3 separate regions of the Homo sapiens genome follow, and regions 2 and 3 are each linked to region 1. The links are chromatin contacts, found by Hi-C or POLR2A ChIA-PET in ENCODE. All regions are on one chromosome and are shown on one strand. Each heading gives the region's core, a stretch centred on a gene start or an enhancer-like site at or near the end of the contact. The rest is flanking DNA. Distances are from core to core; before and after follow the strand shown. Region 1 holds the start of DPF3 (double PHD fingers 3). Region 2 holds the start of MIDEAS (mitotic deacetylase associated SANT domain protein). Region 3 overlaps HEATR4 (HEAT repeat containing 4).

Evidence for each region. Hi-C counts contacts between places; a loop is a spot of excess contacts on that map. ChIA-PET counts read pairs that join two places held with the same protein, here RNA polymerase II (POLR2A). Pooled maps may share reads with other maps.
Region 2: a pooled map shows a loop between it and region 1 (5-fold over the local background). The contact joins the promoter of MIDEAS here to the promoter of DPF3 in region 1. A Hi-C loop is called at or near these places in 2 of 50 pooled maps. POLR2A ChIA-PET finds 5 or more read pairs at or near these places in 2 of 52 experiments (GM12878 and K562).
Region 3: a loop to region 1 is called in a pooled map, with 3 times the contacts of the local background. The contact joins the enhancer-like site here to the promoter of DPF3 in region 1. A Hi-C loop is called at or near these places in 2 of 168 maps with a recorded cell type or tissue (HCT116 and mammary epithelial cell) and 4 of 50 pooled maps.

The regions. Positions count from the first base shown.
Region 1 is chr14:72,891,985-72,895,800 of GRCh38, forward strand. DPF3 (double PHD fingers 3) reads right to left here and starts at 2,117. Exons shown (of 11, transcript NM_001280542.3): 1 at 2,073-2,117. The coding sequence starts at 2,104. RefSeq lists an enhancer at 2,077-2,371.
Region 2 is chr14:73,758,714-73,762,529 of GRCh38, forward strand. It overlaps MIDEAS (mitotic deacetylase associated SANT domain protein), which reads right to left and starts at 1,590. Exons shown (of 13, transcript NM_001367710.1): 1 at 1,050-1,590. It overlaps MIR4505 (microRNA 4505), which reads left to right and starts at 34; the gene lies at 34-106. RefSeq lists silencers at 258-367, 728-877, 1,008-1,247 and enhancers at 1,668-1,997, 2,913-3,435, 3,436-3,816, 3,559-3,816.
Region 3 is chr14:73,475,584-73,479,399 of GRCh38, forward strand. HEATR4 (HEAT repeat containing 4) reads right to left here. Exons shown (of 18, transcript NM_001220484.1): 18 at 2,901-3,259. The coding sequence ends at 3,023. Among named protein-coding and RNA genes, the nearest start is that of RIOX1, 13 kb to the right of the region's middle. Within about 2 kb of position 2,213, at least 3 of the 41 ENCODE cell types and tissues checked have a DNase peak (open chromatin) inside an H3K27ac peak, as active enhancers do.

The DNA of each region.
Region 1 (3,816 bases), core at 867-3,366:
TAACCCCACCCTACACAGACTCCCTCCCCAAACACGCACCCTACTGTGATCCAAAAAACCCTGGAGCGAGTAGGGGAACACAAGCTTAGAGATACTGCGCCCGCCCGCGCGAAAGCGGGCTCCCGGGTAACTAGGGTACGGCTTTCCCAGGAGGAAACAAACCTGGTGCACATGTGAAATAGGTTCTCTAACTTGAGTTTACCAGGTGGCATCAGCCCGGTTATGTGATTTCGGCTGGAAATGGGGAAACTGAAAATCAGTTGTGGGTTCGGTAGAAACAGCATCAGCGGTGTTGCAGCGAAAGCAACCGGCAGCGAGGATGCGGCGAAGTTACGCCCATTTATTCTGCCATAAAACATTTTCTTTCTTGGGTGAAACGCTGTGGCGTTCAAGCGCAGTGTATCCGAGCTTCCGAGCCAGAACTGAAGCCAGGAGCTCCTATCTGATCAGCCTCAGCTTCCAACGTCCTCTTAACGGCAGCTTTCATATAAATATATTTGAAACCTGGGGCCTTCCTACCCCTTTCCCTATTTCTGATGGGCGACGAGCTGGCGCAAACACGTCCGATTCTCCCTGTGCATTCCTTTGCGTTAGGAACCCCCTACCGTCCCCGGGAGCGAACCTGGTTTTCAACTCCAGGAGTGGCCAGGGGTGAAGACGAGAATGCGCTGAATTAAAAGAACCAGGGTCGACAGCGGCCACGCACCAGGGAGAATTCGGCATGAACCGCCCCCCACCCGACCTGCACCTCCCTCTGCCACTTCGCCTGCGGCTTCGTCCGGGCGGGGAAGTCCCGGTCGAAGGGGTGAGGACCCCCCAGCCCACCTCGGATACGGAGGGAGCCACCCTCTGCCGACATCACCCAATAGCACCCCTTTCAGAGCGACACTAGTTTTCCGAGGCCACCCCTGGCTCCGCGATCGCGAGCGGACTTGGCGGCTTAACAGTTCCACTGACTGGAAGGAAGGAAGGAAGGAAGGAAGGAAGGAAGGAAGGAAGGAAGGAAGGAAGGAAGGAAGGAAGGAAGGAAGGAAGGAAGGATGAAAAGGAGGAGGAAGGCAGGCAGGCAGAAATTGGCTGTTGGACCCGGGGCTGGCCCCCGCGAGTCCTCGCCCGGCCCGCCCCACTCTGTCCAGGATCTGGGCAAGCGCTCAAAGTCTCCCCGAGGCGGCCAGAGGCACCTGCCCCTCGCCCGGCCGGGAGCAGACGCTGCCCCCTCGGGCCAGGAGCCCCAAAACCGCCTCTCCGCCTGCCTCAGCGCCTCACCCAGAGGTGGCGAGAACACCATTCATAAGACCTGCGGCTTCCCTGCCTCCAAATCCACCCCAAGTTAACCCGAGTCGTTAATCCACTAAAGCCAGCTCGCTCGCAAATACACGAGCAGACACACGCTCGATCGCCCGGAGCGCCTCCGAGATCCGGGGGCTGCCGGGGAAAGCCCGGGGCGACCACCTGGGCCCCAGCACGCCCGGGACCCGCTGCTTCCCCCGCGGTGCTCCAACTCCGGAAGGTTTGCACAAACTCCCCGCGAGCGATCGGAAGGCGAAGAGCGCCCTGCAAACTCCGGAGCCTCCGCGGTCCGTCCGCTGGACCCAGCGGACCCAGCGGCGGGGCGGGGGCCGCGGGCTCGGGGGCGCGGGGCTCGGCCAAGTACACCGAGGCGGCCACTGCCCGACGCTCGCCCCCCGCCCAGCAGCCCCCGAAGCCGCGCTCCCTGCCCGCGAGGCGGGGGACTCCGGGGACCGCGCCGTCCCCGAGCTCCCGCGACCCTCCTGCTGTAGAGCGCTCGAGCGCCGGGCTTCTCCGCCTGCAACCCCTATATCTGGCTCTCTCTGCAATTTAGCAGAACACAAATGTAACAATTTTCTTCTTGTTAATTGCATCTCCTGACATTTCTGCGCGTTGGGGGAAAAAAAGAAGATGAAGAAGTAAGAGCTGAAAGAAGAGAGAAGCCCCGCCGCGGCTGGAGGCGCCTGCAAGCGCAATGCTCTGGCAGCGCTCGCCACGCAGAAGGCGCCTTTTTTTTCATATTGAAACCACGCGGAATATGTACATTTTTTAGTCTTACTTACGCTTTCAGGGGGTTGTGAATGACAGTCGCCATTTTGCTACAATGTAACAGAATATTGTCTCAGAGTTCTAAAGGTTCGCTCAGGGGAAGCGACGGGCCAATCACAGCGCGGGATACCGGCCCGCCGGCCAATCGGCGCTGCTGGTAGCTAGGTGGGCGGGGCCTGCGCCGTGGTAGTTATTAGGAGAGCTGTCAAAGCCCAGAGGTCACTCCCTTTTGTAGAGCCCGAGAGCCAGCAGGTCTTAAAGGGGCAGTACAGCGCTGGTAGCTCCTTTTCGGGCTGGGGAAAGTGGAGACGCACGGGAGAGTATTATAGTTTGGTTTAACTCCCTACTTTTCTAAATAACTGCAGAAGAGTTTGCGCTCCCGGACAGAAATATTTAAATATTGCCAGCAAGCCACTGAATCCTATTCATTAGCCTTTGGCTTTGCGTATCAACATTTTTAATCCCCCAAAGGGTAAATCCCCGTGTTTCAGTGCAAAAGTTGGAAGGCTGCCGTTTCGTGTTAACAAATTACTACATGTGCTCTGCCGTTTGCTAATGCTCTGGGTCCTGCCGCTTTTTAATATTCTTATTCCCGAAGTGTTCTCTTTATCTCGGCCACCTTCCTCTCTCGCTTCTTGGAACTGTCGCTGCTGTTCCTGGCGACTCCAGGACAGCAACTCACCCTCCCCCTGGAACGTCTCAATGTCAGGCTCGCTCCCTCCTGCAGCCAGGGCTTTCCTTACGTAGTGCAGGGGGGTTACTCTGCGCGGTTCCCCGCTACCACCCCTTCGGTTCTTCCCTCTACACCAGAAACTTCCAAAATGCTCAGATTCCTGCTAGGTGGTGGGACCTGGAGCTCTGATCTTTAGGCTTAGGGGTAGGGAGGACTTAAGGCAACCTTTGGAAACTTTCTACTGCTAGGAAGCAAGTGACTAGGCAGAAGTTGTAGAGCCTGGACTGGGTGTTATCAGGGTCCCTTTAGAGGAGTGGCACACGCGATTCTGGCGTCACCTTTCACTACTTAGATAGAAGGTGGAAAGAATTTGCTAATGAATAATCCGATGTGACCCGAGGCGTCCAATGAGTCTGTGTCTGCTTCAAGTCAGTGTGAACTCTTCACTGGCGAGCCCCTGACAAAATTGGGAGACTTCTGCGAAGTCAGGCTTCCACTGGGCACCGGGAAGCTCTGGGGGGATGAAATCGCATTAAATCGCGAATAGGGTAGGGGCCTCGTTAGCATACAGAAGTCTGGCTACCATTCCAAAGCTGTTTAATCAGATCAAATAGCTAAGATAGTGGGGGAGGGGTGGCAAGGGGAGAGAAGTTGCCAAATTGCCAGTTCTTCAAAGCTATGCCCTCTCGCTTCCTTTTGCTCCTCTCAAGACAATGAATAAAATAAAATAAACATTCCAGAATTTTAAGAGTTCAACTACATACACTATTAGATTTACAGATAAACAGAACGTGGCTGAATCACTATGTTTTTAAAAGATTTGAAATCTTTAACTCCTCTCTGCGTATTTAAGAAGCAGAATTGAGTTCTATAGATTCCTTTGTAAATCCTTTGCATAGCATCTTGGCAGAGATTACAGTTTGAAAAAGTTATCTCCTTTTCCAAAATTGAAGTTTGAAAAATCCCTTCTTTACTAATTTGACAAGAAATTGGTTCAGAAGCCTATACTTTGCCTGAGGTGGGCCTTGACATCATTGAAAAGCAAGAACTGTATTCTGACCCAAGAAGTATGAGTTTGAATTATC
Region 2 (3,816 bases), core at 340-2,839, 870 kb after region 1:
ACTTCCCCTTTCATCTTCTCACCAGCTCTCGCTGGAGGCTGGGCTGGGACGGACACCCGGCCTCCACTTTCTGTGGCAGGTACCTCCTCCATGTCGGCCCGCCTTGGGGCTGAAGCCTGAAGGCCCCAGGGCACACGAAGTTCCCCTTCCTCCCCTAGACCTTTACCCAGAGGCCTTGGGGGCAACCTGACACACATGGTCCTGCATGTGCGACTTGGGAGGCGACGTGACCAGCTCCACCAAGCCGGCCATATGCAGGGCCCGGCCGAATCCCGGGTTTCGGCGCTGCCGCCAGGCACCAGGGAACACAGCTCCCCGCGAGGCACCGCGCGGGCTGGGAGGGCTGCGGCGGCGCGGGCGTGCGGGGGCGCGCGGGAGGATGACAGGTCTGAGGTGCGCCCGCCCGCGCGAAGCGCTCCAGCCTAGGCCTCTGCTGACTGCATTTGCCCCAGTTCCCCAACGCCCCTGCACCTCTGTCCCCCAAACTCCTGGCGTGGACGCCGCGTCCAGGCCCACTTTCCCGTGCACGCTGGCAGGGGAAGGGGCTCCCGCGCCAAGTTCCCTCAGCTGGCTAGCCCCTCGCCGCGCCTTCCGGGCCTGGGCTCCGTCACGTCAGCCGGTCCCCACGGACACCACGTTTCTCTCCAGCGGAGGAGGAGCAGCCGGATTCCCGAGCCGCCGCGGGCCGCCGGGTGGGGAGGGCTTTCCTGGCGGGGCCGCGCCCGGGTGGGCGGGGGCCGCGCGCAAGCTGCGTAGCTGCACAAACACCGCGGGGCTGCGCTGCACACGCAGCTGCGGGCCGAGGGCGCGGACCGCGGGGGAGGGGGCGGCGGGCTGCAGGCGGCCCCCGCACGGCCACACGCGCCCGCTCCACCGCCGCCCAGGCCGCAGAAGTTCGAGCGCAGCGGCCCCCGCGGCCCCCTCTCCGGGCCGCGCCTGCAGAGCTGCAACCCGCCGTGCGAGCAGCCACAGCTCGCGCGCCGCCTGGGGTCCCCTCGCCGGCCCCGCCGCGTGCAGGCCTCGGCCGCCGGCCAGGCAGCCCCACTTACCCAGCTCTTGCCCGGGCTCCGGGCTCCGGGCTCGGCTGTCCCCCTTCCGCCGCGGGTCGCCGCCTTCGGTCGCCTCCGGGACTCCAGCCGCCTGCACGCACTCCCGATTTTAAAAACAAACAGGCGCCGTCGCCTCCCCGCGGCGCTCGCGGGGCTTCCGCCAGCCCGCGCCTCCCGAGGCTGAGAAGTTTGCTGGCAGGGCCCGGGCGGGACGCGCGGGCTGTCACCCCCCGCTTGCGATGCAGGAGCCTCGGCGCGCCCCGCACCCGTGCCGTCCGCCTCGCGAGCGCTCTGCCTCCCTCCGTGTCACCCCCAGTCCTGCGATGCAGTGTCAGGATTGCACGGCTCTGACTCATCGGTTGAGCTCACAGCTTGAAAAAAAAAAAAAGAGAGAGGGCGAGAGGCAACAGCGGAGGAGGAGGACTCTGGCGTGCTACAAAGGATTGCACAACTCGAGGCTGGGAGCGCGGAGCGCCCAGCGGCCGGCCGGCGCGCGCGGCACCGCGGCGAGCAGGAACCAGCTCTACCACTTCATCAGCACAACTGTCTCGGGGCGGCCTCAGCCAGCAGGCCCGGCGCCGCCCACTTCCTGCGACCAAATAAGGCCGGGGAAGGCGTCCTTAAACCTCAGGCGGCGGCCGGGGCTGGGGATTTCCAGCAGACCTCACCTCCACTCACGAGTCGGTCGCCGTCCCCATCCCCCGCCCAGGCTGGCGCCCCCGATGGCTTTGCTGGCGGGCCACGCTGCTAGTTCCTTTCACACCAAGGTCAGGAGGAGACGGTGACGAAATGTTTGGAAACCCATTGAGCCTGCCAGGAAAGTGTGTGTGTGATGCTGGGGAAGGCACAAGTCGCTTTCTTCCACAAAGAAACTCTCTCTGGTTTTGGATACGGTAAATCATGCACAATCCTCTCCATGGCATTTTATTAACAGACTCTCCGAGTTTCACTTTCTGGCTCAAAAGCGTCCTGGTGCGTGTAAAGGTTATTGAGAAACTGGCCTCAGTCCCTAGAAAGGACCCACCATCTCCATCGCTTAGGTGAGGAAAATCTCCTGGATTTAAATCTAGCAACTCAGGCCAGAGTTGAGCGGCTTTTCACTCCATACTCACATTTTCCCCTGTCTTCCCTAAATATCCCCCTGATCAATTCTCAGGTCCAGGCCTTGATGCCTCCTTGCCTGACTGGTGGGAAGATGGAAAACATTTTTGCAGCTCAAGAGGTTGGTTCTGGCCCCCACATTCAATGGGGCTCTAGGGCCAGGGGAAAGTTCAGGGGAGTGTGTCCTATTCTTCCTTCCAAGTTTTTTGGTGGTGGTGCAGTGGTGGTGGTGGCGGCGGCGGTGGTGGCGGTGGCTGTTTTTCAAGGAGATGGGTCACAAGGAGATTTTCCTTTGAAAGAAAAACCACCGAAGAATACCATGTGTCCTGGCAGCCACTTTTCAAAACACTGTGGCCAGACCTGAGAACCAGGTGCATCCCTCACTTTCTCAGGGAGAAGAGGAGGGAGGGGCAGCAGAATATGATTCTCACACACTCACTGGGCCTACAGGGCCAGGGTGGGGTGTGGAGGACACAGGCAAAACTTGGATCTTCTGCCCAGAAATCCTGCCAAACCTGCACTTGCTTCTAAGGGGGCATGGCTTTCCTGTCCTCTTCCACCTCTTTGCTGGCTGGAGCACCTGCGTACATGTACACCTGGAAGTCACACCTCCCCAAGAGGAGAAGGGCTTATTTGCACCATGTTATGATAGATATGTCAAAATAAGGAACACTTAAAACAATCTTATCTACAAAATACAGGTAATTATGCCACAGGACTGGACCAGAGGACCTCTTGAGATCCCTTCCAGTTCAAGATCCATGATTCTGTGATTACAGTAAGTGAATAGAGGAGCTAGGGAAACCACCTTCTACAAAAAAAAGCCCGGGCTCCCCGATTTAGCATCTGTGATGACAGTATTGTTCCTGGCAGCTCTCAGAGCACTTCTCCATACAGTCTCCTGAAGAGCCCTGCATGTGAGTTTTATCTCTCTCAATCTGTGGATGTACTGAGGTTCAGAGAGGTTAAGTGAATTGCACCAGGTCACAGGGCAAGCCAAGCATCTGTGACCTCTCTGCTCCTCCCCCAGAGGAAGGCAGTGAGCAATTGAGGAACTGCAGTGCTCAGGCCTGCAGACCCCCAAGCAGAGGCCAGACTCTCAGGGCTCCTGGCAAAGGATCAGGGTAGAGCCTTTTTACTTTTTTCATTTGCCTGATTTCTTCCCTCCCACTGACAACACATCCAAGTGAGGGAAGCAAAAGCAAAGCCATTTGGTCTCCAGTGCCCACTGCTGCCAAGTTCCTCTGCAGACCTGTGGCCATCCTCACCTCCCCTGAGAGCCCAGCCCCTGCAGTTGGCCTTAGGCCAGCCCAGAGTGAGCCCCTAAGAGCTTGTGCAGACCAGCCCAGGGATGTTCCCAACCAACCAGAAAACCTGACTGGGAAGCACATTGCTAGAAGAGCCTGCCATCATGGAGCCAGGGCCCAGCCTTCAGGGAACAGGTGAAAGCCACTCCAAAGGAGTGGCCCAGGAAGCAGCATACATAGTGGAGGCAGGTGGCAGGGGAAACAGAGAAGTCAGTGGCCCTGAAGGAGCCTTGCTCACCTTGGAGCGGCACCGCCCTTCACTACAGCTAAACTTCCAAATTCAGGCCACCTAAGAAAGGAGAGAGAAGAAAAGGGGCACACATGTGTGCAGGGGAGGAGGGCTCAAGACTATACCAAAT
Region 3 (3,816 bases), core at 963-3,462, 580 kb after region 1:
ACTTTGGGAGGCCAAGGCAGGCGGATTCACTTGAGGTCAGGAGTTCGAAACCAGCTTGGCCATCATGGTGAAACCCCGTCTCTACTAAAATTACAAAAAATTAGCTGGGCATGTGGTATGCGCCTGTAATCCCAGCTACTCAGGAGGCTGGGGCGGAGAATCTCTTGAACCTGAGAGGCGGAGGTTGCAGTGAGCCGAGATCATGCCACCCCGACTCCAGCCTGGACAACAGAGCGAGACTCCATCTCAAAAAAAAAAAAAAAAAAAAGATTAACAAAAACATGGCTGGGCACAGTGGCTCAAGCCTGTAATCCCAGCACTTTAGGAGGGCAGATCATTTGAGCCCAGGAGTTTGGGACTGGCCTAGGCAGCATAGCGAGACCCCATCTCTACAAAAAATATAAAAATTAGCCAGGCGTTGTGGTGCATGCCTGTGGTCCCAGCTACTGAGGAGGCTGAGGTGGGAGAGTCACTTGAGCCCAGAAGGTTGAGGTTGCAGTGAGCCAAGATCTTACCACCACACTTCAGCATGGGCAACAGAGTGAGACCCCGTCTCAAAAACAACAACAACAACAACAACAAACACAAAACACAAAGAAACAAAACCGTGATAGTAAGGAGAGCAGATGCCTGCTTTTCTGTTGTGAAGAAACTTGGGAACCACTGTGGAAACAGGAGAGGGGAAAGGAGCTGTCATGGACCCTTGCTGAGCTCCTTCCTTCCCCCAGCCTTTTCTCCCATCCCTCCCCTTACCTGGAAGGTCCTCTCTCCTCCTCTCTGCCTAAATCTTGTGCCATCTCAGATCCAACACAAATTCCCATGTCTCCATGACGACTCCTGCCCCCCTTCCCTGAACTCCTACAGCACATCTGCTGTATACCACACAATTCTCACTAAATTAAGCATATTGTCTTTGAAAGGTTCTTGTGTGTCTGTCTTCTAAAACCCCTTGTAAACTCCTCGAGGACAAGGGCCATTTCTTCTGCTGCTGCTCCGTCTCCCACAGTGCTGATGGCCTAATAGACCCTCTGTATGGTCTTGCTGGCTGACTGACTGAAGGGTTCAGTTAGGCTCTCTTGCTCCTGCCAGCAAAGCAAAGAGTGCACAATAAAGTCCTTTCACTATGAAATGACAAATTCAAAGATAGAGGGGCTGAGAAAGTGCTCATACAGAATTATTCATTGTCTTGAATGTCTCATAGTAGCCAGATCCCAGAATCCTCAGGTTAGATGCGGAAGTAACTTTGATCCATGTGATAGTGCTTTTTAGATTAGTATTTCACTTAAAGGGAAAGTGTAAAGTAATACACATTCCATGGGTTACATGAGTCAAGGAAAGGGAAGAGTTTCTGTTACGAAGTTAGCTCATATCCCCAAAGACCCCCCCACCACCGTGTTTCATAGCAGTCAGGAATTTATAGAAGAAAATATTGCGTGCGCTCTCTCACTCTCTCTCTCTCTCTCTCCATATATATATATATATATATATATATATATATATATATATATATATTTTTTTTTTTTTTTTTTTTTTTTTTTTAGATGGTGGAGCCTTACTCTGTCGCTCAGGCTGGAGTGCAGTGGCGAGATCTCGGCTCAATGCAACATCCGCCTCCCAGGTTCAAATGATTCTCCTGCCTCAGTCTCCGGAGTAGCTGGGATTACAGGTGCCTGCCACCATGCCCCGCTAATTTTTGTATTTTTAGTAGAGACGGGGTTTCACTATGTTGGCCAGGCTGGTCTCGAAATCCTGACCTCAGGTGATCTGCCTGCCTCGGCCTCCCAAAGTGCTGGGATTACAGGCATGAGCCTCCATGCCCGGCCTTGCTTTTTATATTTTTGACAATAACAGAGCCACGGGAAGAAAGGATGTGATTAGGGGAAGAAAAAAGGGGAGAGGTTCATGTTGTCTTTATTTTCATTAATGAATGTCTCAAACATTTTAGGGTATAAATAGCAATCAGTATTTAGGAAAGGAAGCTGGATTCACACTACTTGGAAATCTGGGTCTTTACTCATCCATGGCAATTTTTGGGTATCATGTGCTCTTACAGAATCTCATCTTATGATATAGATTCAGTTTACAGCTATTCTATGATGCTTGAGTATTTCAAATATTAAGTACATTGAGGCTCATGAGAATTGCTAATCTGCCGTGTGAAACTGCAGAGTTGTTTCCCAAGGGTAGAGATGCATTCACATCCACCCACATAGTACAAAGGGGGAAATGATTACGCTGGCCTGGATTTTTTGTAATAGTCCCGTGACATGGCTTCCACATTGCTCTGTGGGCTGTGGTTAAAGAACCTAATCTAGAACAAGACAAGACTTGTAGATTTAAAAAGTCACCTAAGCTGTTTCTTTCCTAGACAAATGGGATTCTAGTTTGGGTTTTATTTTATTTTATTATTTTTTGAGACAGTCTCATTCTGTCATCCAGGCTGGAATGCTGTGGCGCAATCTCGGCTCACTGCAAACTCTGCCCCCTGGGTTCAAGCTATTCTCCTGCCTCAGCCCACCTAGTAGCTGGGATTACAGGTGTGTGCCACCACACTCAGCTAATTTTTTTGTATTTTTAGTAGAGACGAGGTTTCACCATGTTAGCCAGGATGGTTTCAAACTCCTGGCCTCATGTGATTCACCCACCTTGGCCTCTCAAAGTGCTGGGATTATAGGCATAAGCCACAGTGCCCAGCCCTAATTTGAGTTTCAGAGGGCAATTTGTACCGTTTGGAAAAGATGCTGGATCCTTCAATATTACTGCTTTAGAAAGATTTGGAACTCTGACCCATATTTAGTACATGACCTTTCTGGGGCGTGGAAAAATATGCTCTGTCATCTAATGTGATGTCAATTTTCTTTAACCTTCCATGTAAATAGTGCGCATTAAGACATGAGGTCTACTGTTAAATAATTTCTCTTTATAAACATAGTGACAACAAGATTGTACAGTATCAATTAAAAAGACCCAATGTGACCAGGTCCACTGCTTCCTGCATCTTGAAGTAAGACAAGTGTTCAGCTTAGAGATGAGCACCTTTCTTTCCAGAGGGAGAAGACATGATGGGAGAAAAAAATGTTCTCTCTGAGAATTTACCCAGATAAAGAGCTGGGTAGTCGGATCTAAATGGTCCCACAGCAATCCTTTTCTCGGGGGAGGTGCGTAGATCTTTGACAAGTGATGAACGAACTTTGCTTCGTGTGGTTAGGCCTGGGACTGAACTTTGTAACCAGGGATTTGGTGCGCGGGGCTTCACAGGCTGCAGAGAAACATGAAAACATGAGTGCATATGCCAAACGTGTCTCATGTGAGCGGCAGAGCCCAAGTGAAGGCCTCTTTGGCTATAGGGTGTCTCCTTTTTTTTTTTCTTTTTGAGACGGAGTCCCACTCTGTCGCCCAGGCTGGAGTTCAGTGGCGCAATCTCGGCTTACTGCAATCTCCGACTCCCGGGTTCAAGTGATTCTCTTGCCTCAGCCTCTGAAGCAGCTGGGATTACAGGCGCCCGCCACCACGCCCAGCTAATTTTTTTGTTTGTTTGTTTGTTTTTTTTGAGACGGAGTCTCACACTCTCTCCCAGGCTGGAGTGCAGTGGCGCCATCTCGGCTCACTGCCAGCTCCGCCTCCCGGGTTCACGCCATTCTCCTGCCTCAGCCTCCCGAGTAGCTGGGACTACAGGCGCCCACCACCACGCCCAGCTAATTTTTTGTATTTTTAGTAGAGACGAGGTTTCACCGTGTTAGCCAGGAGGGTCTCAATCTCCTGACCTTGTGACCAGCCCGCCTCGGCCTCCCAAAGTGCTGGGATTACGGTGTCAGC